5 separate regions of the Homo sapiens genome follow, and regions 2, 3, 4 and 5 are each linked to region 1. Evidence: chromatin loops called from intact Hi-C (ENCODE). Cell type or tissue: heart right ventricle. All regions are shown on one strand. Region 1 holds the start of DACH1 (dachshund family transcription factor 1). Region 2 overlaps DACH1 (dachshund family transcription factor 1). Region 3 overlaps DACH1 (dachshund family transcription factor 1). Region 4 overlaps DACH1 (dachshund family transcription factor 1). Region 5 overlaps DACH1 (dachshund family transcription factor 1).

Evidence for each region. Hi-C counts contacts between places; a loop is a spot of excess contacts. Peaks named below come from ENCODE experiments on the same cell type or tissue, not always from the same donor. Only the 100,000 strongest peaks of a DNase experiment are listed, where the experiment ranks them.
Region 2: a loop joins it to region 1, with 3 times the contacts of the local background. A loop is called at or near these places in 9 of 110 quality-filtered maps.
Region 3: it touches region 1 in a loop (2.8-fold over the local background); 4 of 110 quality-filtered maps call a loop at or near these places.
Region 4: it touches region 1 in a loop (3-fold over the local background); 3 of 110 quality-filtered maps call a loop at or near these places.
Region 5: a loop joins it to region 1, with 4 times the contacts of the local background. A loop is called at or near these places in 10 of 110 quality-filtered maps.

What each region holds. Positions count from the first base shown.
Region 1 is chr13:71,862,666-71,867,665 of GRCh38, reverse strand. It overlaps DACH1 (dachshund family transcription factor 1), which reads left to right and starts at 462. Exons shown (of 11, transcript NM_080759.6): 1 at 462-1,744. The coding sequence starts at 897. In heart right ventricle, a CTCF peak has its summit at 2,973; DNase peaks (open chromatin) are centred at 265, 975, 2,255, 2,875 and 1 weaker place; H3K4me3 peaks cover 5,000 bases; H3K27ac peaks cover 3,859 bases; H3K27me3 peaks cover 2,679 bases.
Region 2 is chr13:71,462,407-71,467,406 of GRCh38, reverse strand. All of the region lies in intron 10 of DACH1 (dachshund family transcription factor 1), which reads left to right. Among named protein-coding and RNA genes, the nearest start is that of DACH1, 400 kb to the left of the region's middle. In heart right ventricle, no CTCF peak of the experiment used is centred here; no DNase peak of the experiment used is centred here; H3K27ac peaks cover 1,012 bases.
Region 3 is chr13:71,722,384-71,727,383 of GRCh38, reverse strand. All of the region lies in intron 1 of DACH1 (dachshund family transcription factor 1), which reads left to right. Among named protein-coding and RNA genes, the nearest start is that of DACH1, 140 kb to the left of the region's middle. RefSeq lists an enhancer at 1-667. In heart right ventricle, no CTCF peak of the experiment used is centred here; no DNase peak of the experiment used is centred here.
Region 4 is chr13:71,752,878-71,757,877 of GRCh38, reverse strand. All of the region lies in intron 1 of DACH1 (dachshund family transcription factor 1), which reads left to right. Among named protein-coding and RNA genes, the nearest start is that of DACH1, 110 kb to the left of the region's middle. In heart right ventricle, a CTCF peak has its summit at 3,088; a DNase peak (open chromatin) is centred at 3,259; H3K27ac peaks cover 1,003 bases.
Region 5 is chr13:71,622,151-71,627,150 of GRCh38, reverse strand. All of the region lies in intron 3 of DACH1 (dachshund family transcription factor 1), which reads left to right. Among named protein-coding and RNA genes, the nearest start is that of DACH1, 240 kb to the left of the region's middle. In heart right ventricle, no CTCF peak of the experiment used is centred here; no DNase peak of the experiment used is centred here; H3K27ac peaks cover 3,743 bases.

The DNA.
Region 1 (5,000 bases):
AAATCCTGGAAGGAGAGAGCTCGGCGCGCTCAGGCTCCTCTTTAAGTTGGCGGGCGATTGTTTAGAAGCTTTGGAAAAAATTACCAGTCCCCGCGGACGAAATGGAATGTGAGACATGCAATCTAACGGTAGTAGTAGAAGAGAAGTAGATGATCTCCCTCTCCTTTTCCGATCGCCACTTCTGTGTCCCCGGCTTTTCCTCTCCGTCCCTCCCACAGTTTCTTTCCGTATCCTCCCCCTCCCCTCCTCCTTTCCTCGCACGCTCCCTCTCCAGTGTCTCGCGCTCTCGGAGTCTCTGCTCCGAGTTCCTGGTTGGATAATTTGGGTTAATACTAGTGAGTGAGGTTTTTGCGGCTTCAAAGGGTATTTCAAGTTTCCGGAGCTCCTCCCCTCTGCACCGTGTGACAACAACAACTCGTCCAGCCGGCAGCCTGCACTTTTCAGCTCATTTTCTCTCTGTCATTCCCCTCTCAATCTTTGATCAATGTACTTGCCAGGGAGAGCCCAAGTCCTTCAAACCTCCTCCTTTTCACCTTCATCCTTAACTTTGTGCTAGAGCGAGACCCACACAACAACAGCCGACCCTCCCCGCCCCACCCCCACCCCCAAACCAGCCCTCGATCCCAGCCCCCGGAGAGGACTCGCATTTCGACTTGCGGGACACTTTTGTGCGTTCCTCTCCAGAGCGCCTCTCGTGCTCGCCCCTCTTGCGCTCGCTCTTTATTACCTTCACCTCCTTTTCTCCCCCTTCTCTCCCTTTCTCCTTCTCGTTCTCTCCCGGAGTTGTTGTTGCCCCCCTCGCTCCTTCTCCCCCCTTTTTTCCCCTTCCCCTCCCGGGGGTGTGTGGCAACTTTTCCTCTCGCTTCTCCTCCGTCTGTTTCCCCTTATATGTGACCATGGCAGTGCCGGCGGCTTTGATCCCTCCGACCCAGCTGGTCCCCCCTCAACCCCCAATCTCCACGTCTGCTTCCTCCTCTGGCACCACCACCTCCACCTCTTCGGCGACTTCGTCTCCGGCTCCTTCCATCGGACCCCCGGCGTCCTCTGGGCCAACTCTGTTCCGCCCGGAGCCCATCGCTTCGGCGGCGGCGGCGGCGGCCACAGTCACCTCTACCGGCGGCGGCGGCGGCGGCGGCGGCAGCGGAGGCGGCGGCGGCAGCAGCGGCAACGGAGGCGGCGGTGGCGGCGGCGGCGGTGGCAGCAACTGCAACCCCAACCTGGCGGCCGCGAGCAACGGCAGCGGCGGCGGCGGCGGCGGCATCAGCGCTGGCGGCGGCGTCGCTTCCAGCACCCCCATCAACGCCAGCACCGGCAGCAGCAGCAGCAGCAGTAGCAGCAGCAGCAGCAGCAGCAGTAGTAGCAGCAGCAGCAGTAGCAGCAGCAGCTGCGGCCCCCTCCCCGGGAAACCCGTGTACTCAACCCCGTCCCCAGTGGAAAACACCCCTCAGAATAATGAGTGCAAAATGGTGGATCTGAGGGGGGCCAAAGTGGCTTCCTTCACGGTGGAGGGCTGCGAGCTGATCTGCCTGCCCCAGGCTTTCGACCTGTTCCTGAAGCACTTGGTGGGGGGCTTGCATACGGTCTACACCAAGCTGAAGCGGCTGGAGATCACGCCGGTGGTGTGCAATGTGGAACAAGTTCGCATCCTGAGGGGACTGGGCGCCATCCAGCCAGGAGTGAACCGCTGCAAACTCATCTCCAGGAAGGACTTCGAGACCCTCTACAATGACTGCACCAACGCAAGGTGAGTCGGGGGGGATAGCCCCCGCCGCCCGCGCCCCTTCCCACCAGCCTGCTCGCCTGCCCTCGCTCCTTTCCCGGCGCCGCTCGCTCTGCGCGCCCGCGAGCCGCGCGCCCCGGCGAGCGCGGCCCTCTCCTCTCCCTGCTCGGGGCTCGCCAGCCGCGCCCGACCCCCTGAGAAGTTGGCACCTCACCCTGCCCAGACCTCGCTCTTCGGCCCGGTCCTCCCCTTGCCCTCTGGGTCCCGGGGATGGGCTGCTGTGGGATGTGGGAAAGCCGAGCCTCGGGGCGGAGGGGACGAGAGGGAGGAGGACGGCGCCTTTGCTGGAGCCACAGCCCCCTGCCCCGGGCGCGCGGGCGCCTGGAGACCCCTCTCAGCGCTGCTGTCCGCGTTCGTGCGCTCCCCAGGACCTGGGTTCCACGGCCAGCCTCCCGGCACCGACAGGGCTGATCTGTGGCGCCGAGCGGTGTCCCGGGGGCGGGGGGAGGTCGTGACCTGCTCCGCAGGGCTCGGGGAGCGGGGAGACGCGCTCCGGGTGAGGGCCCCGCTGGGAAAGGCGAGGGAGCGGACCAGCACCCGAGGAGGGCACTTTGAGGTCGGGAGGGAAATGACCCGCGAAGCTGAGAGACCGGGTCCATCCCGGGGGATGGGCTCCGGGGACTTGAGCTCCGAAGCCCGGAGGGGAAGCCAGCCGAGGGGAGGGGTCTGTGTGTTCGCGCATGTGTGCGTGTGTCCGCGTGTGAGCGAGTGCGTGTGCAAAGGAAATAAAGGGGTACGGTGGCCCCGGGGCAGATGCGAGGGCAACCAGCAGGTTTTCTTCGGTAGGGGGAGGTGACCGATTGCCCGAGACTCAATGGAAGCTGAACTGGAGAGATTAGGAAGGAAAGCCACGGAGCGCGCTCTCTCTCGATCTCTCTTTCGAGTTCTCTGTCTCTTTCTCTCCAAAGTGTGTTTTCTTTCTGTCTTTCTCTCTCTTTTCTTTTCTTAAAGGTTAGTAGCTTAAGCAGCGAGCAGGTGCACACTTTGCACTGGGATGCTCAGCGGCCCTGATACTCTGTGCCTTGGCTTCCCCAGCCCAGCAAAGCGCGCGCACGGAGGAGGCGGCGGGACCGGTCCCCAGCCAGACCAGTTTTATGCTAATGAACGCTCAGTGGGGGAGGATCTACCAAGAGGGGGCGGGAGTGGGGCAACTTGTCAGTTTCGGGGTAGAGATGATCATTCCACCCCCTTTCACAGCGCCGCTTTGTCCCCACGGTTCTCTGCAAGGAAGCGCAGAGGCAAAAGTTCAGAGTGAGATTCCGGGAGAAAGAAAATAGGGAAAGTTGAAGACCTGAAGCGGGCACGTGGGAACTGCGCGCAAAATTTGCGCAGAAACTTCGGTACCCTCCAAATAAGTTTGAAGATTGAGAGAAGGAGCGGAGTTAGTGTGTGCTCCCGCAGAGATAGGGAAACTTAGGTGGAAAGGAAGTGTAGCAAGGAGACCAGAAGGACATTGGGTTGAAAAAGCGCTAGCTCTTTTTTCCATGGAGAAAGACTTCTTCTCTGTTAGTGCCCGGGAAGGCTGTGAAACGAAAAAGATTCGAATTCCAGTCCAGCAAATGTCCTATCCTGACCTAGCCAGAAATTCTTTTCCGTGTTTAGGTATTCTTCCTTCCATGGGACTTGGGTGTGTTTGGGCTTTGAACCTTCGACTATTTTGGGGTAAATGTTGTGTGTGTGTGTGTGTGTGTGTGTGTGTGTGTGTATGTGCGCGCGCGCGCTCAAAAGTATGGACAGGTGGCAGTAAAGATGGGGGGTGGTGGGGGTCGCGGAAGCAAGATCACTAAACGTCATTTACTCAGATAATTGGAGTTCTTGGTCGTGCAGAATGTAAAATATTTGCCCAAAATCTATATTAAAACTATTTGAATCAGGACAGGAAAATTGTTCTGGAGTTATGAAGAAAGCTAGGTGAAATTTGAAGCTAGTTCAGATACGATTGTTATAAAATTGTCTGCCTATCCAGTAAATTGGTGAATTGCTACTTTTTTTTTCTCTTTAATAATCAAACATCTACTCTCCTCGGTATCCTCTTTATGTGTTTCTTACAGCACACTAGATACTAGATAATTAAAGGCCATTTCACATACACACACGTAAACACAAAAAATTACTGGAGAAAACTTTCTTCAATGACTGCATTATAATAAATGTTATAATCAATGTTAAACTCGATTTATTCCCTGAATTTTTGCCTAGATTTGAAGTCCTCACCATGTGGTTGGAGAATATTCTTTAACTTTTAACTAAATATTTTTCAAGTTTTTTCCCCCTGAGGTTAACAACAGATCTGGAGTTTAAACTTGCAGAGCCAAGATAAGTTAAATCCAGTGGAACTGTTTATCTCTTCACAAATATCTCATCACTACTGTAATTATGTTTCAGTCACCTGGCCTTAATAATTTGCAATTACATGTGTTGCTCTAAAACCCTATTTCAAGTTATTTTTAAGTTAAAGGCGGGAAGTTTGTTGATTTAGTATTGTATTTGATCATATATCAACTAAAAAAGCTTACTCAAACTTAAATACATGCAATATTGTAGTCATTAACTTGAGAAGGTGTTTAGTTGCAAATACCTACCTTGGTTTTCCTAACTCTGCCACTGATTGAAGAAATTGAGAACTTGTAATGGAACTCCCTCTCACCAAATATACTGTTTACCCTATATTATTATTTTTAATGATTATTATAAGCATTATTGTCTTATTTCTTACCTTTGAAAGCTTTGAAATGTTTTGCATCTTGCATTTATAAAATTATGATTACTTTTTTCATTCAAGTCAAGTTTATATCTTTGCTGTGAAGAACCTTTTTTATTCACCTAGATGTATTGATTTATTTCACTTTGGTTTCTTTCTCCTCTAGCTACTTAACAGGCTAAGGGAGTAATTTATGTAGAGTATAAGAGAAGCTGAGCAAGAAGGGAAACTGTATAAAATTACTATCTATACACCCATATATGTGTGTATATAATTTATACATGCACATATCATAATTTATATACAATGAGAAACATCAAATCTTAGCACTCTCAGCTTTTTACAGAAACTATGTCTATCTCTTAATAGCATGGAATAATAATACCAGGGATTTTGAGGAACCGAAATGATGTTACAGAAAAGTAAGGTTCATAAACTTGCTCAAAGTGGCTCAGTAAGTTAGTAGCAAACCTTCGAGTGGTTTTAATTTGCTTAGGGCTATTGCATTAGTATGTTATC
Region 2 (5,000 bases), 400 kb after region 1:
CGTCATTTAGCATTAGGTATATCTGCTAATGCTATCCCTCCCCCCTCCCCCCACCCCACAACAGTCCCCAGAGTGTGATGTTCCCCTTCCTGTGTCCATGTGTTCTCATTGTTCAATTCTCACCTATGAGTGAGAATATATTTTATTCTTTTAAAAATATATTTTAAAAAGTAATACTGTTTTTTAATGTAACTGGATATGCTTGAACTCCAAATGCTGAAGGCCTCTTGTGGGTTTTTGTGGGAAATTACTTCTTACATAAATTAAACTATACGTGATATAGACATAGTAGGCATTGTTTAAGTATGAAGCTGCTCAAAATAGTAATAGAATGTAACTCATTATAATTATTTACTATGTAAAAATATTTAAATACATTATTTTCGTAGAGCTAGTTTTCTAAACTGGTCCTTACGAAAAAGAAACCATTGTTATTATATGTCTGTGTTGGGACATTTCATGAAGTTTTGTGATGTTATTTCAATTAGACAGAGAAAATTTAGGCATAATGATTGAGCTTAGTTTGTAATATATCTGTTGTCTTTTTTTTTTTTTTTTTTTGAGACAGGGTGCTGCTCTGTCACCCAGGCTGGAGTGCAGTGGTGCAATCACAGCTCACTGCATCCTCAACTTTCCAGTCTCCAGCAATCCTCCCACCTCAGCATCCTGAGTATTTGGGACCACAGACGTTGTGTGTGAGAATGCCCAGCTAATTTTCATATTTTTTGTAGACACAGGGTTTTGCCATGTTGCTCAGGCTGATCTCGAACTCCTGAGCTCAAGCGATCCACTTGCCTCGGCCTCCCAAAGTGATATGATTACAGGCGTGAGCCGCCGCACCCTGCCTGGCATCATGTTTTTCTAGTAAAAATAATGTAATAGGGGGTTGGCACTATGAGAGTTCGGGAGATAAATTACTTTAATCTGGGAATATCAAGAATGATGGATTGAAAGTGGAAGTTTAGAGAGGGGAAGTAGACATCGTGCAACTAAATTGCCATTAAATATTGAAACAGAGAGTTATTAACAGAAAATATAAATGTCTTGTTAGCATAAATAAAGTTGAAAAAAATAAATTAAGTTGGCTTGCTCATAAACATGTTTGTGGTTGGGCTTAAATAGTATCTGGAAGACCAATAGTCAAAAATAGTGATATATGGAAACTGGGAAAGATATTAGCAGGGGACCCTAAAGATCAATGCTAGATCCATTTTGATTTAACATCATAATTAGTAGCATGGAAGAGTGGTTAAACAGTGCACCGGTGAAATTCACAAGTGATCCTAATTTAAAAGTTGTGACACATCTCTGCGGTCAGTATAAACATGCAAAATAAACTTGGGGAATTTAGAAATTTAAGGAAGAATGAAATAAGATTACCTTTGTAAGAAAGAAAATTTAATTTTAACATCTGTTTTTAAAGAATATTAAGAAGCTCAACAAATATCAATGATAGTATATGCCCACTTACATCTTTTTATGGTACTATAGTAACAACAATTAGCTGCGGGGCTGAGGGGAGTATCAGACAAGAGGTAGAAAAATCAGCTGCATTTAAATTTCATATATGTATTTGTACCGATGATACTTTTTACTACTATGAATTCCAAATAACTAGGAAGTTGCTTTTTCATTATAGTCAATACGTTAATTTTTAAGCATTTTTATACAGTATAGTATTATCTTCAGATTTATGAAAAATATATTTATAAGGTTTTGCTTTGAGTTTTTTTAACCTTTATTATCAAGTGAAAAAAATGATGGTTCAGTTGGAGCAAGTTATCCAATTAACTTGTTCATCAAACATCATCACAACAAAAAATGTATATAATGACTACAAAAGCTGAAGAAGGTTATCATTTAGTAATATAGATAACAACTAACTCTAATAGTTCATATTCACAAAGCCTGCTTCCTCTTTTTGTATTCATCCCCCATGGTAAGGATATCCTAGCCATCTTAGAGAAACTTTAAGAAACACAGTGGCTTCTTTAAGATAGAGCATAAATACAATTAATTTTTTTTCTGAGAAATGTTATACTTCAAGAGTCATAAAAGTGATCTGAAAATATTTAAGTAACAGAAAAAGAACCCCCATTTTAAATCTGTTCATTACAATACAGATTTGTATGAGCAAAATAAAAAATTGGTATACAAATGCATGGTTATGGAAAGTGTGTTATTAATTTGATAGCATGTATATATTTAGACATTCTAAGCATATAAACTCTTTGATATAAATTCTTCTTTAGAAAAAAACATAATCATTTAAACTATAAATATAAAAATGCTTATAGTGCATTATCCTACCTCCCATGGTTAGGGACAGAATGCAGACATGCCACAATAATGTTGTTTTATTTCTACTGTTCAAACCATATTAATGAGAACATCATTTTGGAGAACTAATTATTTCTATTTGTCTTGTGTCACACTTTCTAATTCCCCTATATTAGCACAGCCAAAGCAAATTAATTGCTTTTCCAGTAGTTGAACCTTGTCCAAGAATGAGCTCACATTCCCTTCCAGTTTCCCTGTTTCTGGGAGTGCATTGTGTCAGAAATTTCTCTTGATACTAAACATAGTCTTGAGAATATCTTTACAGATTTCTGTGTGCTCACTTGATGAAATTTCTAAGTTTAAGTGACCCGCCAAGAAAGATAAAGTTCTTAGCTGCAAGATTATACATCAAAACAGTTAAAGTGAAATTAAAATTAAATGAATGAATCTCACTGAAGCAAAAAAAGCAGTAATTAATGGTTCCCTTAATTGTCTTCATAAAATATTTGCATGGGTCTAATTTGCATAATTTGCATGTATTAATTAATCTTTCAAAGGAATTTTGTGCTGAGAGAAGCCAAAAAATCTCTTTGTTTTATTTAAGAGCTAATGAAATATTTATCTTCTTTAATGAACTTCTCATCTTCATTAAAATAAAAATTGCACAAGTTTGTATGTTTTAAATGTTTTTATAATTGAAGTATTCAAAAAATCTCTTTAGTCTTACAACAGCTGAAAAACAAACATATTATTTTGCATTCAGTATCATTTTAACAACAGCAACACTTTAAAATAAAGAAAGTTCAATTTCACTTTCTCAAAGATGGCAAATCATATGGCAAATACATACAGCGATTTAGTTTTAAAAATAAGATTTATAAAGACCAGCTCATTTTTTTTAATGACAATGTTATTTTTATGGCTGAAATACTGGGCAATTAGAGGGTATGGGTATTTTTCTCATCCATATGAGAAAAATCAGAATGTTTAATTGTTTGGGAAATGGTTCATTGGTTGAAAATATTTTAGCTGGTTAAAAGAAATTAGTCTGTAAAAATCTATTTGTTATTATTAACAACTGTTAGATTGACTGACAGTGTTTCCTGGCAGAAACTACACAGTTCTAACTTTATTCTAAATCTATCTGCTAAAGAATTGCAGCAGGAGTTTCTCCTCTCACAAACTAAGAGATCATAATGAAAACCAAGAGCCGTGCCTTGGAAGGGATGAAATCCAAAATCTCATCAAGTGCCAAATAGTATACGTTCAAGGGAACTGAGGAGGAATGGAAGGAGAGAGCCTGGAAGTTAAAAAGACATAAGGGAAAGGATATTGGTGATCTCTTAATGGGATTGTTTTTGACACAGCAGTGTTTCAGGATATTACCAAAAAAGAACATCATCTAATACTTCCAAAGCAATTTAAGGTTTACACAACTTTTTTACAGGCATTATTTTTATTGATCTTCACAGTAAACCCATTTTATATTTGACGAAACTGAGGTACATAGATGTAAGTCACTTGGACTCAAACTGTAAATCCAGAATCTTTGAGTTCCTTTGTCTCCATACGCCTTGCTTCCTACGTGACAGCAATCTTTTTATGTCATGAGAATTTATGAAGTGGCTGTGAGTGACTAAATGTTAAAGTAGATAATGAGGGTGGCATAAATTTATGAGGATTAAGATTCAAAATGCAAATATATAGTCTTTCTATGTAAAGTTTAGTAATGTGATAAAATCAATTAAATTGACTTTAAGTTTCCTGTAGGATTCATCTTTAGTAAAAAGGCATTTTCATTAGCTTGCATTTTTCTCAAGACGTTTTCTCTAAAATAAAACAAAGTTTAGTTTTCTCTAAAATAAATTCACTAGTTTACAGGGATAATTAATAAATCAGTTACACAATAAATGCCAATACAGATTTTATTTTACTAATATCGATAATGTATTTAAATAACTGGTTTTAAAATGAGTAAAATTAACATTAATACAGTTTAGTGCTAAGAGAGTAGTGCTGAACTGAGAGTAATAGTCTAGTGTCAATACTATCATTCATTAATGTTGTGACCTTGGTAACTCACTTTAACTGCTAAGTCCTGTTCTAACACTGATATTTTTATTCTGTCAAAATGGCAAAGACATCTACTTTGTTCACTGAGTATAGACACACAAACACATGCACACACACGCATATGTATTCATGGTTTATGTGTGTGTGTGTGTGTGTGTGTGTGTGTGTGTGTGTGTGTGTGTAGATAGATAGATTCTAGACCTGGAATTCCTGGGTTCAAATTCCCATGCTGCTGTTAACTGTATAATACTAAGTATAATACCAAGTGTGTAAATTACACTGTTTGATGTTTTGGGTTCCTAATCTGTAAAACAAAGATGATAATAACATTTTATTTGTGAAATTGTTATGAAGATTAAATGAATTAATACACGTAAAGAAGTTAGAACAGTAACTGGTAGAGGCCGAGTGTTGAAAAGATTTTGCTATTTTTACAATTATGCACAAATTTAATGTAATAGTAGTTGAAATTGTGTTTATTTTTGGTAAAAATTAAACATATCTTGCATTCTCCTCAGTCAATGATTTTTTTTTTCTGTATGTGATACATAGCTGTTCTTTGAGGCATGATTGAGCTGGAAAATGAAATAAATATTCACCAGATTTTCCAGAGCATTTAAAAAATTCATGACATGGTGTGAATTTCA
Region 3 (5,000 bases), 140 kb after region 1:
GAAAATTAGATTAATCAAGGAGCAGACATTTGGAAGAAAGTTTGTGTGAATGCCTGACAGTCTTGCTCTTTCCCTCATTTCAAATGTTGGCAGGGTAGCAGGCAGCTCCAAGGGAAATGTGCTCCTTTCATACTTGAGTAATTGATGAATTGTATGCAATATGCAAATGAGAATCCATAAATCTTATGAATGACAGCTTAATTTATGTGAGCCTTAATGAATGCAGGATTAGATTTTAATTAAATATCCTCAAAGGCACCCTGAGTAGTAGATTTTTTTAGGCCTTGTTTTTTGAAGACTTGTTTCTCAAGCAATGCATTTTACAAAAGCGGAAAATCAGGCAAAGAATTCAGCCTATATTTTAATAATAAGCATTGTTTCATTTTACATAGAAAACAGCAGATCAATTGATTGGTCTTTAACAAAATATGTATAGATCTATTTATTTTCTAAACATTTCTCTAAATTCGATTACTTTTATTGTTGGTCTCTGATATCATATGCTATTTTTAATTCTGAGAAAGTTATTAAAACTTTACTAAAAAATATACCAGAGCTAAAGAATTGTTTAATAAGAGATATATTAGATAGATAAACATTTAAAGTATCAAATATAATTAGAATAAAATAAAGTCTTCCTAACCATTGTTTTCTTTTTCAAAATTGCCTCTCTAGACAATACTTAATGAGATAAGATGATAAATAAGACTATTTTATACATGATATTTAATAAGGAGACTTGTATACTAAAATTAAACTGAAATGATGTATACTCCTGTGGAATAGTTACCTCTTTAATTCACTTTAGTACCTTGAATTTAAATATAGATTTTTCATTGCCTATTTATTGGATGACAAAAAAATCACTTTATTTTTCTATTAGGCGTATACTTTTTTACTTAGAATTTGTTTAATTTAGGATGAAAATGCACATGTGATTTGGATGTTTAGATATCCAAACAATTATTTCTTACATTTAAAGCGTTTTCTTGTTAAGTCACGCTGAGTTTACTGTTTTTAATACTCATCAGTTGTTTCAACTAAATCAGTTTTAAATCTCAGACATGGAAGTATTCTTTTGCTTTTTCTCTCAGTAATGATACTAGTGCCTATGTGCATATAAATAGGAAAATTCACATTTTCCCCTATTAATGAAACAAACTTATAGGGCTTCAACATGCGGTCTATTCGCCTCAACTCCCTGTAGCATTACAAGTGTATAATTCATTGAGAAGAATAGAGGTTTAAAACATGCCAGGCAGAGTCTTGGTCCATAGCTGAGATTCTGAGGGGGAAGCATCTGTGAGGACCTCAACTGAAATTGCATGCACAATTTTAGGTAAATCACTATGTGTTCATTAATGATTAAAGGGGTCCGTAACTTTCAACAGGTTCTCCAAGGGGATTTGTTATCCAGAAAGACAAACTATAATGCAAAAGACAATAGCAAATACATAACTTTGTGGAGCAAAGTGTATCTATTTGAAACCAAAAAAGCCCCATGTAATCCAGTGCCTTTATAAACCATGCAGCTTTCTAAGAGATCAATCATGTGTAAGCATGCTTTCCTTAAATCTTCCACTCATATTTTTTAATACTGTATTATTTATTTTCAGAGCAATATCCAAACAAAATATCCTGCATTTTTGTTTTATTTTCAATGATGATTGCCATCCCAAATATTGTGAATTAAGGAGCTTATTTCTCTAATAGATATTATCAATTATATTTTTAATGTGTTTATGTAAAGAACATCTACTAATCAAAGTAAAATTTATACATGCTACATAAAATGGCAATATAATTCTAGACAAAACAAATTTTAAGATATTTAGCAAAAAATCAAGATTTAGCTAGCTTTAAAGTTTATATTTTATATAGTTTCATCAACTTTACTCTTATTGGTACCACTCCTTCCCTAGGGCATTTTACTTTAATATTAAATGTTAGATACCACAATGCACTCAGAGAAAGAGAGGACTAACACTTGAATGAAATGACAGCTTTTGAGAGGAGTTTTAGAAGTAGAATTCGATATTTTGGTTAATTTCTATTTACTTTCTCTCTCTTTTGTCTTCTTTTTTGAAACTCAGCTGAATCCGTAGGTTCATTTTCTTAGAGGCTACATTGCTCAAAACAATTAAAGCTTTGTCAAGAAAGGTGCCTTTTGAGAAACATGGTTTTTTGACGCTAACATTCATATTGCTTTGATGAGACTTGTTTTGCTAAAAATTTTTCAAGTCTTTTTTGTTGTACTAATTTTATGTTCAAAACCATTATTTTCAAGTTTTCTTTTGAATTTTTTTTTTACAGTTTCAGTTTCACTAAGATATGCTATAATCCACATGTAAAGTCCGTTTTTTGCCAATTGTAATATCACATTTTGATGTTTTGCACTTGCAAATGGAGTGTTAGAGAGAATTGCTTGTTCCTTTGCAAACCCAAAAGTTATAGTTAGTTGTGATTGACATTCATTATAACATAAAGGTTCATCCATGAAGAAACATTTCTAAGACGAGTGTTTGAGACTGCCAAATATTTGAATGTTTTTATTCCTCTAAAGTAGTCTTTATGGAGCTAATTGGAGCTTAAAAAAATACAAATGGACATAAATCATAAAGAAACTTACTTGCAAGTTCCTTTACAATTCTTCTCTGTTTAAAACTCTAGGCATAACATAGTTTCTTTCTTTTGATATCATAACTAACATACATTTTCTATGTATTTTTTGATATAAGTAATACTTTATTCAATTGACTTGGAAATAACCCATCTACTTTGCTGTGTATAAAAAAATTCAGAAATGGAAGTATATGGTATAGTTGTATCATATCAAGAGTGTTTCCAAGTTATTTTGAACAAGTTATAGAGCAGGTTTTAGGCAAATGTTGATGATCTCAGGATTTCTGTTGGTCAGTTGGAGTAATTTAAGATTTAAATTGGCATGCATTGAATATATTGTTTTTAGTTATTATAAATTTAATTTTATTTATTCATTCAGTAAATTATATTTGCTAAAGGGCAGAAAGTTTTGCCTAGTTGGGAGTCACCAAATGGAATTATCCAAGTATAGCAAGCTGTCTTCAGTACAGTTTTGATGAAGGTTTTCAAATGTAAAATTACTTCTCACTTGAGCTAAACAGGATAAATACAACTATAAACCCCTTAGAAGTTTTTGATGATAGAAGTTTTTTCATATTTGTTTCCTTTATTTTGAAAACAAACAAGTTGGAACTAGTTTCCATTAGATACGAATTTATTTTTCTACTTACCTTAGGTTTAAGTGAATGCCTACAAAATTTCAATACTGAGAGGGCTTTTCAGACTAATCTAAGAATTGCTGATTCCTATCAAAATAGTCTGAAAGGAAAGTGAAAACAAAAATACAAAACAGGCCAGGTGCAGTGGTTCAGGCCTGTAAGCCCAGCAATTTGGGAGGCCGAGGTGGGCAGATCACTTGAGGCCAGGAGTTTGAGACCAACCTGAGCAACATGGTGGAACCCCGATTCTACTAAAAAGACAAAAATTAGCTTGGTATGGTGGCACTTGCCTGTAATCCAAGCTACTCAAGAGGCTGAGGTGGGCGGATCACTAGAGCCCAGAAGGCAGAAGTTGCAGTAAGCCAAGACAGCACCACTGCACTTCAGACTGGAAAAGGCAGTGAGACTCTGTCTCAAAAAACAAAACAAAACAAAACAAAAAAGCAAAACAATAATTTATCATTTAATTTGTTAAGAAACAGAAGAGGATTGATGTGGGATTAGAACATAAATTTTTAAAAAACCACCTTACTAAAAACAGATTTTATTGCGTCAAATGCAAGTCAACATCAAAAGAGGTTTTTAATATTACTGTTCAGGTACCTATTTATTTGTGCGGTCTGAAGTTATAAAATATCTTAAAACATAATGCCAAATATTTGGGGAACCATGTTAACCATGTTAACTAGGACACATTTTATTTTATTTTTTAGATAGGATCTCACTCTACTGCCTCGGCTGGAATGCAATGGTGTGATCAGGGTTCACTGCAGCCTCAACCTTCTGGGGTCAAGTGATCCTCCTACCTTAGGCTCCTGAGTAGCTGGGGCTACAGGCATGTGCCACCACGCTGGACTAATTTTTTTTTTTTTTTTTTAATTTGTGTAGAGACAAATTTGGCCTGGTTTTCCCAGGCTGGTTCTCAAACTCCTGGGCTCAAGCGATCCTTTTGCCTCAACCTCCCAAAGTGCTAGGATTACAGGTACAAGCTGCTATGCCAGACCTAGACACATTTTAATAGGTTTTATTTTATTTAGGATAGAGAAATGTACAACGGTTTCTGGTTTTGACACAACAATCCATGAAAAAGATGAAAAGAAACCTGGAACTCAGCACATTCTGCTCTTTTGAATATAGATGGTACTGAGTCATTCCTTTACAAAGTCTCCAAATAACAGAGATATTCTAACCCTAGCCCCTGCTCCTAAGCATTGAGGGAGGAGGTGATAAGAATCCTCCTCCTCTCTTTAGCTACACCCCCAGCTCCATCGTAGTTTATGAGAAAGCCACGAATAGTATATTGAAGCCCCACAGCAATGATGTAGACATTGAACCCAGAAAGTTGAAGTTCATACAAGTAAAAACTGAAACCTGTACCTTCTGACCCCAAATCCAAAGCTCTTTCCTCAACTTTTGAAACTGAATGATACTGTGTGTCTGGCTTTTCAGTACTTTATCAACATATTTAGAACTATTGTTTCTAGCAAGATAAAATAATAAATGAGAAAATGATATATATCTGTTTGGGGATTATTTTAAATGCATACAGATTTTTACATTGATATAAGCCAAGCTCACTATGATGATAGTTTTCAAGTATTATTATCCGGAAGTACCCCCTTCCCAATTTTCAAGTTCTGTCCAGAAAGCTATTAAGTAACCAACCACTGCTTTCTTTGGTGTTCGGTATGACTTAGTCATGAGTAGCTGCAACTGGGAGTTTCACATAGGAAGGACTTG
Region 4 (5,000 bases), 110 kb after region 1:
AGAAATGCCATTGTGATTATCAACAACTGGATTGCTACTTTCAAAGTACCTTTAAGGCCAGGCGTGGTGGCTCACACCTGTAATCCCAGCACGTTGGGAGGCCGAGGTGGGCAGATCACCTGAGGTCAGGAGATCAAGATCAGCCTGGCCAACATGGTGAAGCCCCATCTCTACAAAAATACAAAAATTAGCTGGGCATAATGGCGGGTGCCTGTAATCCCAGCTACTCAGGAGGTTGAGGCTGGAGCATCGCTTGAACCTGGGAGGCAGAGATTACAGTGAGCCAAGATTGCACCATTGTACTCCAGCCTGGGCGACAGAGCAAGACTCTGTCTCAAAAAAAAAAAAAAAAAAAGTACCTTTAAAAATTCTCTTGGCTTTTCAACAACAGACTGGTGAGATTGGCATTATTACACCCATTTCTGTGATTAGGAAAAATGGTCCCTACAGAGGTTAAGTGATTTGTTCAGGTTAGACAACAAAGACTCTACAGAGCCATTTGGCCACTGGTCCGTTTATTTTACTAAAGCTCCAAAGAAAATGCCTTTAAAAAAATCAAGTTATTTCCTTATATTGCTTGTGTTCTAGTGCTTATGGCATTTAGGGTATTAAAACAGTTTTTCTTAATTTTTCTTTTGATCCCAAGTCTTGAATTACTATGTATTGATTTAAGTGATATTTTAACATTTAATTGAATGCATGTTTATTATGAGTTACTGAGGCATAATATTAATTATTCAAGCTAAATAAACTATTTTTGCTTTATGTCAATAATAAGCCCTTTCAAAAATCTTCAAACGTGTGTTACATTTTTATTAGGACTTTTAATACATATTTCTCATGTTTTATGCATTGAATTGTACTTAACAAAAATCAAACAGTCACAGTATATGAGTTTTTTGTTACAAATTTGTTACGTGAGCCATCGTTTCTCCTGATCCTTTACATTCACTATGTCATTCTCACAAGTGAACAACATCCAGGCAAGCATATATCCCAATTTGACGTCTCTATGATAATCAGATATTCAATTCTGCTTGATTTAAAGCAAACTTTCTATATATACTGAGAGTTATGATTTTTCCTTTAGAAAATTGAGTGGATTTCAAATTTTGCTATTAAATATATTTTGCTTCTAAAAATCTGAATTTATATTTCTACTCTAAAGATGATTGTTTTGTATTATAATTATACCATTTTATATCAGTCTTCCTCATTAGACTGTGAGTTCATCCAGTTAGAGGAATCCTGCCCTATCTATCTTGACCTTTATTTCTGTGATTGCCAATACAGTGTCCAGGACATAGCTGCCACTCAACACAGTATCTTTTAAAATAAAATGTTTTTTTTTTTCATTGTTTTGAAAACAAACCCTAAACCATAATATAAGTCCTTTCAATATTCTGAGAATGTTGAATTATAAGTTTTAAAAGGATAAATGAGGGTGGATGTTCAATTCTCTGAACCCTGGATTTCTAGGAAATAAAAATGAATTCCTGGTAGATGGGGTCTAAGTATACTTTTAAATGTCTTGGCCGGGTGCGGTGGCTCACACTTAGGTAATCCCAGCACTTTGGGAGGCCAAGGCGGGCAGATCACGAGGTCAGGAGATCAAGACCATCCTGGCTAACACTGTGAGAACCTGTCTCTACTAAAAATACAAAAAAAAAGAAAAAAAAATTAGCCGAGTGTGGTGGCATGTGCCTGTAGTCCCAGGTACTCGGGAGACTGAGGCAGGAGAATTGCTCGAAACTGGGAGGCAGAGATTGCAGTGAGCCGAGATCGGGCTACCGCACTCCTGTCTGGGCGACAGAGTGAGACTTCGTCTTAAAAGAAAAAAAAAATAAAAAAGTCTTTAGTTTACGCATTTTAGTCTTTAAATTTAAATAATTTAAATTTTCTAGCCATTACTTTAATATTTAACATTTTTTAGTATTTTTTCCATACCGTCTCAGCCAATAAATTAATGGTCTATGATGAATATTCTCTATTATTTTGGTATAGTATCATAAGTTTAAAAGTAATGGTTTCCATATATTTGTTGCTAATGCTGTGATTAAAAGAAATACTTTTAGAATTCATGTGAAAGGAAGAGAGTAGGCAAGGGACAGACTTGATTTAGTTTGAAGACATTATACAAGTCTGTCTCTATTCTTAGATAGTAATTTGGGGAAAGTAGTATCCCATGTTCTTAAAGATCTATGTGAAGAAATTGATAGCTACATCATTTCCTCTTAATGTACTGAATTAAAAGTTAGGATACATACCTTTCAGACTAGGTTCTGCTACTTAGTAGCCCTGGAACTGTCTGAATTTCAGGGGTGCCATTTGCAAAACAAGACAAATTAGACCTAACTTAAGACTTCCTAGCTCTAACAATAATCTTGGGACCTTGGGACATTGACTGCAGAAAGAAGAGATTTAACTAGCTTTGGTCAGAGCAATAAAATTAACACCAGTTTCGTCTGGCCCACTGATGTCACAATTTAAACTTGAAAGAGAGTTCTGTGAAAATAGCTTTTCATCACCATTGTTTTTCTGATTGGGGTCCATGTTTAAATAGCTACCTGTATAACAGCCTTGTATTGCAGCTTTAATATCCAAAATATCTTTTTTTCCTCAACTCATGTGTGATATATTAATAAAATTCTCATAAACAGATTTTTCTTGTTTTGCTATACTTGATTGAGGTCTGCTATAAAAAATTAAAGCTACTAAAGGTGGGGAGATATCGGCAACTCTGTTGAACACTGCTATTCAGTATTAGCCAAGTGGAGTGTTTCCAGGCAACATCTTAGTATGTAGAATCTACCCTGAACATGATAAAATAAAACTCATAGACAAAGTTAATGATTTTTCTTGTTAATTTTCAAAGAGAAGATGAAGAGATAAAGTAGTTTATGATGATTTCCCCCCGGCCCCGGTCTTTTTGCCCATCTCCTGGATAAAAACAGAATGATATTAAAAGCGATGTGACCCAAGGAAGAAATGATATTTAACAATTCATAACATACTTGCCTTATTATTCTACCTCTTTGTTTTTTATTAGACTCTCCTGCAATGCAGTGAATCACCAGATAGTGGCGTTTTTTACGTTTTGCAGAGTTGTGCGATATATTTGTGCCTTTTTTTTTTTCCTGGTTATGTCTAAAAGATATAATTTGGCCTACATTTATCTTTAATGGAATATTTTTTGAGAATTTCATGAAATACTTTAGGAAATGTGAGACACCCTGGGGTATTACAAAATCTGGGCTGGAAATCACTGGCCCAGAGAATGGTTACTAAAGTCTGACAGCTGTTGGGTCAACGGGCTAAGCCATTTAACCTCCATAAACCTCATTTTCCTCATCTGTAAAACAAAACTCTTAGTGCTGACCTACTTCATAGTTCAGGTTGGCAGCAGCTAGGAAAATACTGAGAGTCATCATCCCCTTGCAAAGTATCAACTCCCATATCTTCTAAAGACTGTACATACCATAGTACAGATACTTGATTGCATAGCATGAAAGGGGGCAAGGAAAGGTAAATTATTATTTGTAGTTGGACAGGAGCCAGGAAGCATATCTCATATTTTTAGAGATATTAATTGGGAGTATCTATATCCAGAGCCATGGGCGATGCCAGAAGGGAAATGGGCACGATCAGAGAGGAAGCACTAACCAGGTGAGCCAGCTGTGAATTCCTCCATTTTAAAGCACTAATAGAACAGTCTGGAACTTTGCTTGAGGAAATACATATTTATTTTGCTGAAACAGGATATGAAAAAAAGAGAAAATGGAGGAAAATAAAAGTAATACTCCAGTGGATGATGTATAGAGTACATTAAAAAAGATAATCATGAGTCACATTAAGTCAGAATTAAGCTGCTTCTGATTTAGTATGTTATTTTGGTTTCTCTTTGCATCTGTGGCCTGAACCAATTAAAATATTTTGAAACAATAAAACATTTGGTCATTTATACTTTGACTATGGCATGAGAATTACTCTATATTACTTTTGTATGATTTGTACACATGGCAACTAATATTTCTTGTATAGTAGTTTACAGCTCTTGGCAGCTTTAGGGGTAGCTGATCACAGTGACTTTGGTTTTAAAAAGGAAATATGGAATAATCCAAAAAAGAATAAACCATTGCAGATAATTGAGAATTGATTATATTTCACACACTCAAAATGTGGAAAGTTCTAAAGTGCTCTTCCACTTGCGAAGCAAGTTAGGTAGGCTGGTAGTGAAATATTGAGGGCAATTTTCTTCATACTATTACTGGAACAGTGTCAGCAAGGCAATCTATGAATGTTTGTACTTTTTCAGACCTGGATATACTAACTTCGTTATTTATATATCTTGGTAAGCGATAAATGAAAAAGGCATTTAAAAAACTTGCATACTTCTTTAAGTGATTACATCTTCAAGCAGATGTTAAAATAAGGATTAGCCTTTTTTTGCATGTGATGGTGCACGAACCTTTTAAGGAATCTGTGAATTATTGCTTTGGTTCAGCAGGAGTGCAGTAAGAAGAAATGTACCTCATCTGTAATACACTGTGTAGACTAATATCAGCTCCTTTTTTCTTATATTGCAGCGAGATATTGATCTGGTAAAATGGTACCATATTGGAGCTGTCTGTTGTGGTATTCATCATGCTGTCACATCCCTAGTGCCTTGAAGTTATTGGAAAGTGGAATTGAGAGAGTTCTGTCATTTGGTGTGGCAATCCATTCACAGGACAGTCACTACAATATTTGCAGTGGTTCGCTTATTTTTCTAGCCAGGATAGCTTCACCTTTAGTAACAAGAGGGCCTTTCTATTATCCCATGCATAGTGGTATTAATAGGTTAGGTTTAACTCTTCTCTGGCTTGCTTTCCTTGTGTATCATTGCTCTTTTCTAGTCACTGCTCACACCTGCTGCCTGTCCTGATGCTGATGTATTGGGCTTATTTCTGTGGGACTAGTATATCTGAACTGTGACTTCAAGTCCCTTATGCTTTTATCTG
Region 5 (5,000 bases), 240 kb after region 1:
CTTTGACAATGGTGAATAATTATTTTATATCCCAATTTTACATGGTAACCTTGAGCTCATATCTTTCCAACAAAATGATCACTTTAGGAGGAAGTGAGCACCTGAGGATAGATCCGAGTGAGGCATCAGCACACTGAGTAAAATATATGGCCATGTCGCCATTCTCCCTCATCCACAATCAATTGGATTCTTTTAGTTTAATATTTACTTGCTAAGATGAGATGCTAGTCTGCATGGTGATAAACAGTCTGCTCTTGGCATCTGAAGGTGACCTGTCAGTTCATATGGACAAATCTCCTGCTTACTGAAATGTACAAAATAAATCATTAAAGCAGGCAGGTGCTCATTCCCAGATTTAAATCACCATAGATTTATGATTTGAATTAATGCTTCATTTGGCCATAGAAATAGATGCTGAGACAGATGATATGCACTGGTTGGGGTTTCCATACTGTAGCCATCCTGATATTGATTACTGAGATGTCTTTGCAATCTCTTGTTTATATCAAGTACTATCTTGTGACAGGTTGGCTGATATGAGCTACATTGCAGATAAGAAGGAAAAATGTCCTGGATTCTTTTTAGTGGCAACACTATCCACAACATACAGGCCAGATAAGTTGCTATTTTTTTTGCTTTAAGGACTGATCTACATAACCAGCTTAAAAAATGCTGCTTGGAAATTGGGACTGGGATAATGCAAAGGCGGAATTTAAAACCGGTGAACCCAAGGTCAATTTGATAGTGTCTATAGCTATGTTTTAATCTGTTTATCCTTTTTTTGGCATTATGCACACTTTTGAGAATACTAAATTAATCACAATCAGTTTAATCTAAATAAAGGAAACTTAATTTTACTTCTAGTTTTTAAATAGTATATAAATATTGACATAGTGAGCATCTCTTAATCGTTTCTATGTTATTTAAATACTTGCTAAACCTAGTATCTTACTCCCTTCCTTAATGACAACAAAGGAAGTAACTCTTTAAAGATAAATACATTAAATATTATTCCCAAGTGCAACATTTTGTGGAGTATAATTTACCAAGAGGCAGGAAAAGACTGCATTTTTACTTCTCTTAACATTTTATTTAAGGAAAACACTATGTATACAGTTTAAAAAATACTTGGAGGATTTAAGAGGGACCTTTGCCACTAGCTAATATCTGACTCATAGAACTGGTAAACAGCTATCAACAATAGTAGATTGCTTGCTTAGTAGGAAATGAGTTCATATCTATTCAAAATGTAATCTCAAAACAGATGTCCCAAGAAAATCTCATTGTTTAAACCATAGTCATAACCTTCTAACTGCTGTAATTTCTTTAAGGAAGGGAAGTACTTGTAAGACTTTAGTATTTTCTCTTTCTGAACATTGTGGAACATAGGCAAGGGTACACTAATGCCCTGATCAACAAACCTGAACACATTTCACATGCTCAAAACATATGATTGTTTTTCATTTTCTCAAACTTGTAATCGTTACAAGAATGTAGAAGTTTCAAGTAAGATTAAGGACTTGAGTTTGAGAATAAAGCCGTCACCTTCAAGGGTATTTATCACTCCTTAGTTCTTCTATTCCTCAACCAATAAAACAAAACAAATATATGAAGGGAAAAAAAGCCAGGCAGTTAAAGAGATAAAATTATCTTCTTCAGCTCACCCTACTCTTATCTTTCTTTAATTTTAACCATTCCTGCAGAAACAAAATAGTTTATGCTGGAGTCATTTCCTTTCTTCTAACACATGTGTCTATTTGGAAGGAAAAGATTAATTTTATGATTTCAGGAAAAACTCTTGGAGACCTTGAGAAAGCAAATAAAAGGAAACTGAGAACGCAGGCCACCAAGCAGAGCTCTGCAATTGCACATTGGATTCTCTGCCTTGGCAATGTTAATGAACCTCAAATCCTTCCTATAATTAGATGAGGGAATTGCTTATATTTTCAAACAGATGATGCTGCTATAATGAAACGATTGACAGGGAATTTAAGAGTGTCTACAGTAGTCATTTGGTTTCTGTTATAAAAAAAAAGTTTAAAAAGAAGATTGGCTTTAGACATAGGTCCTGAGAGAGGTAGTAATTTACATAGCATGCTATGACAGGTGTCTTTGTATAGTAAGGAAATAAAATGGAAGACTAGAGAAATGATGGGCAGGTATAGCAATTTTTTCAGGGAGGGGGTGTCCTATGCTTATTCTGCTTAGGTTCTTTAAAAGGGGCCGAGACTCAAGAGATGGAGCCGGATTGAGTGCACAGCTGTAACTGCTGATGAGCTAATTGCTCCTTATCTCTCAGCCCCATTCATCTTCATTTTTTACCAATTACTGAGAATTATCTGTGTTCTCAGTTGGATATGAGAGTTAATCCTTTTTGGTTAAGCTGGCAGTACTGTGAGCAGATTCCAAATCGGAGGGTGAAAAAGCCAAAGCAAGCTTGCTCTAAAAATGTCTCCAGTTCAATTACAGTATCACTGATTCACAAGAAATTTGCTATTGTTTAACAGATTAAATGTAGAAAGTTTTTTTGTTTGTTTGTTTGTTTGTTTTGGTAACTAGAATGTTTTTCTGCCTAACAATGATTTTTAAGATCTTTCTTCCTGCCTGGTGAGTAAAACTTAACAATATTAACAGCCAGTCTTGTAAACGTGGAGCATATACAAGACTACCCTAAAAGTCCAGAAAGATTCTGACACATGAAATGAGAAATATTTTAGAACTGATAGCTGTCAATTAATATATAAGTAGTTTAATTAATGAATTTGCTCTCTGTAGCTTCACATGTGGTCAAGAAAGTATGTTCAAATATAAATCTTTTCACAAATGTCCCATTAGTGGATATTTTAATGGAAGACCACATAAGCATCTCTTAAAAGTATAGGAACCACCATGGTTTGTAATTCAATTGATTAAGAATAGGCCATATGGTTAATATCATCCCCTATGCAAAAGATATCTTCATATCCTGAAATTTTTACACAAAATTGCTTACCCCAATAATAAAAGACAAAAAATGTACTAAGCTACTATTCCATCAATTTAAATGCATTTTTAAATATTTACTATTTATGGCAATTTTTCTTCATTATGTATTTTAAACAAGATAGAGAATTACCAGTTTGACAATGATTAGGAATGTTGTTATTAAAACAGTATGTGCACTTCACTTTCAACAGCTTTGAATTAGAGTCTAATGTGAAAATCTAAAGGATAAATGGCTAATTTAATACAAGATTATCAAAACATCATTGTGTAAAATGTGAATATGTTATTGTGTGACCAAGTAAGTCCTTCTAGACACAGCCAAAAACTCAGGTAGGGGAGCAGAGAGCAAAATAAGTCAGAAGATTTAGCTTCCAGTAATAATGTAGTTAATAAATAACTTAACTACTTAGATAAGTCACTTAACTGCTCGTCTTTTTTATTTAATAAATAAGGAATTTTTGCCTAATTTCTCTGTTGGCTCTAAAATTCTTTGATTTTTGAAACCTCAATAAAAGATAAAGGGCAAAAAGATATTTTTGACAGTAATTTTTAAAATAAAAAATCAGAAGTAACCACATGTTCCAAAACAAGGCATCCTTAAGTATACTATAACATCTATTTACATATTATGCAAGCATTATATGATGGATAAGTATTGACAGTATTTATTTTGAATATAAAAAAAGGATGATGCCACTTTTTCTACCTTGGTACTATGTATCCTTTTCATTAGGGTTTGGAAGAGGCTAAATAAGAGTTAACATTGCTATGTTATTGTGGAAAAATTATGAATATTAAAAAATATAGCTTAAATTAGATTATTTTAAAATGTCATATGAGTATATTAATAACTGATCATTTTATGAAGCTCTTTTTCATTATTTTCTAGAAATTGGATAGCATTATTCTGCATTTTCTCTCATAATTTGTTTTTGATCTTTATTGTTCATGTAAAGGAATAGAAACATTAATGATGGCAACAGGTGACTGTGGAAAAATACATTTCTATATTAAAAAAATCATTTTTCACTTTGAAATATTTGAACACATATTCTTAAATCCATTTCTATATGTAATAAAATCATTACAGCATGATTTATAACATGTACTAGTTTCCTATATAAACTATTAAATGTATTTTTGATGCAGATAAGCAGAAGGCAGAAAATATTTTTATTTTTGAATGTGATGTCTATTCCACTTCATGAAAACTTTTTTTTACTTATATGGACAGTTGGAGAACATAATTCAAAAATATTATGCAATGTTTTTGTTTTGATTTCAATATTGCTAATTCTAACTAATGACTAGATAATAGAGTAAACCTGTTAATTCAAGCATATCATATTAGGAAATAAAAGTTAAGTGATTTTATTTGACACTATATCCTCATGTAATTATAAAATATAAGGATGTATATAGGATGTATCATATATATAGGATATATCCTAATGAATATGTTATGTGGTAGACTCCATTACATTCCAGGAGGATGAATATGTTTTCATCATGGAAAGTCCTGGAAATGGTAATTATCAACCTACAAAAACATGCTATACTGTTTACGTAAAGTTTGTAAAGAAAGTAAAAAGAAACCACATATTTCAGTGTAAAATAACCCCAGGTCATATTCAATTTGTTTAAGATCAGACAATTCTTTTTTTCTTCATTAATATGATACTCGATTGTTTTATATTTGAATTTCATATGATTGATGATGAGGGATTAAAATAAATATTTAACTTTGTTTTATAAAATATAATGTTTGCTAATACATATTTTTAAATATCTCATAATGTCTTGATATTAAAAATATATGTTTAGAGATTTTACTAGGGTGTTTGTAGTCCAATATTGTTTTGAATGTGTGCACACAAGCTTATAACTCTGAGCCCAATGCACCTGTCACCAGACCTAGTATTTCACATTCACGTGACCGTGATTCATCTCTCAGTTGTACAAATATTCCCAAATTATACAAAACCATTTGTATCAATCATGACATGTGAAATCTA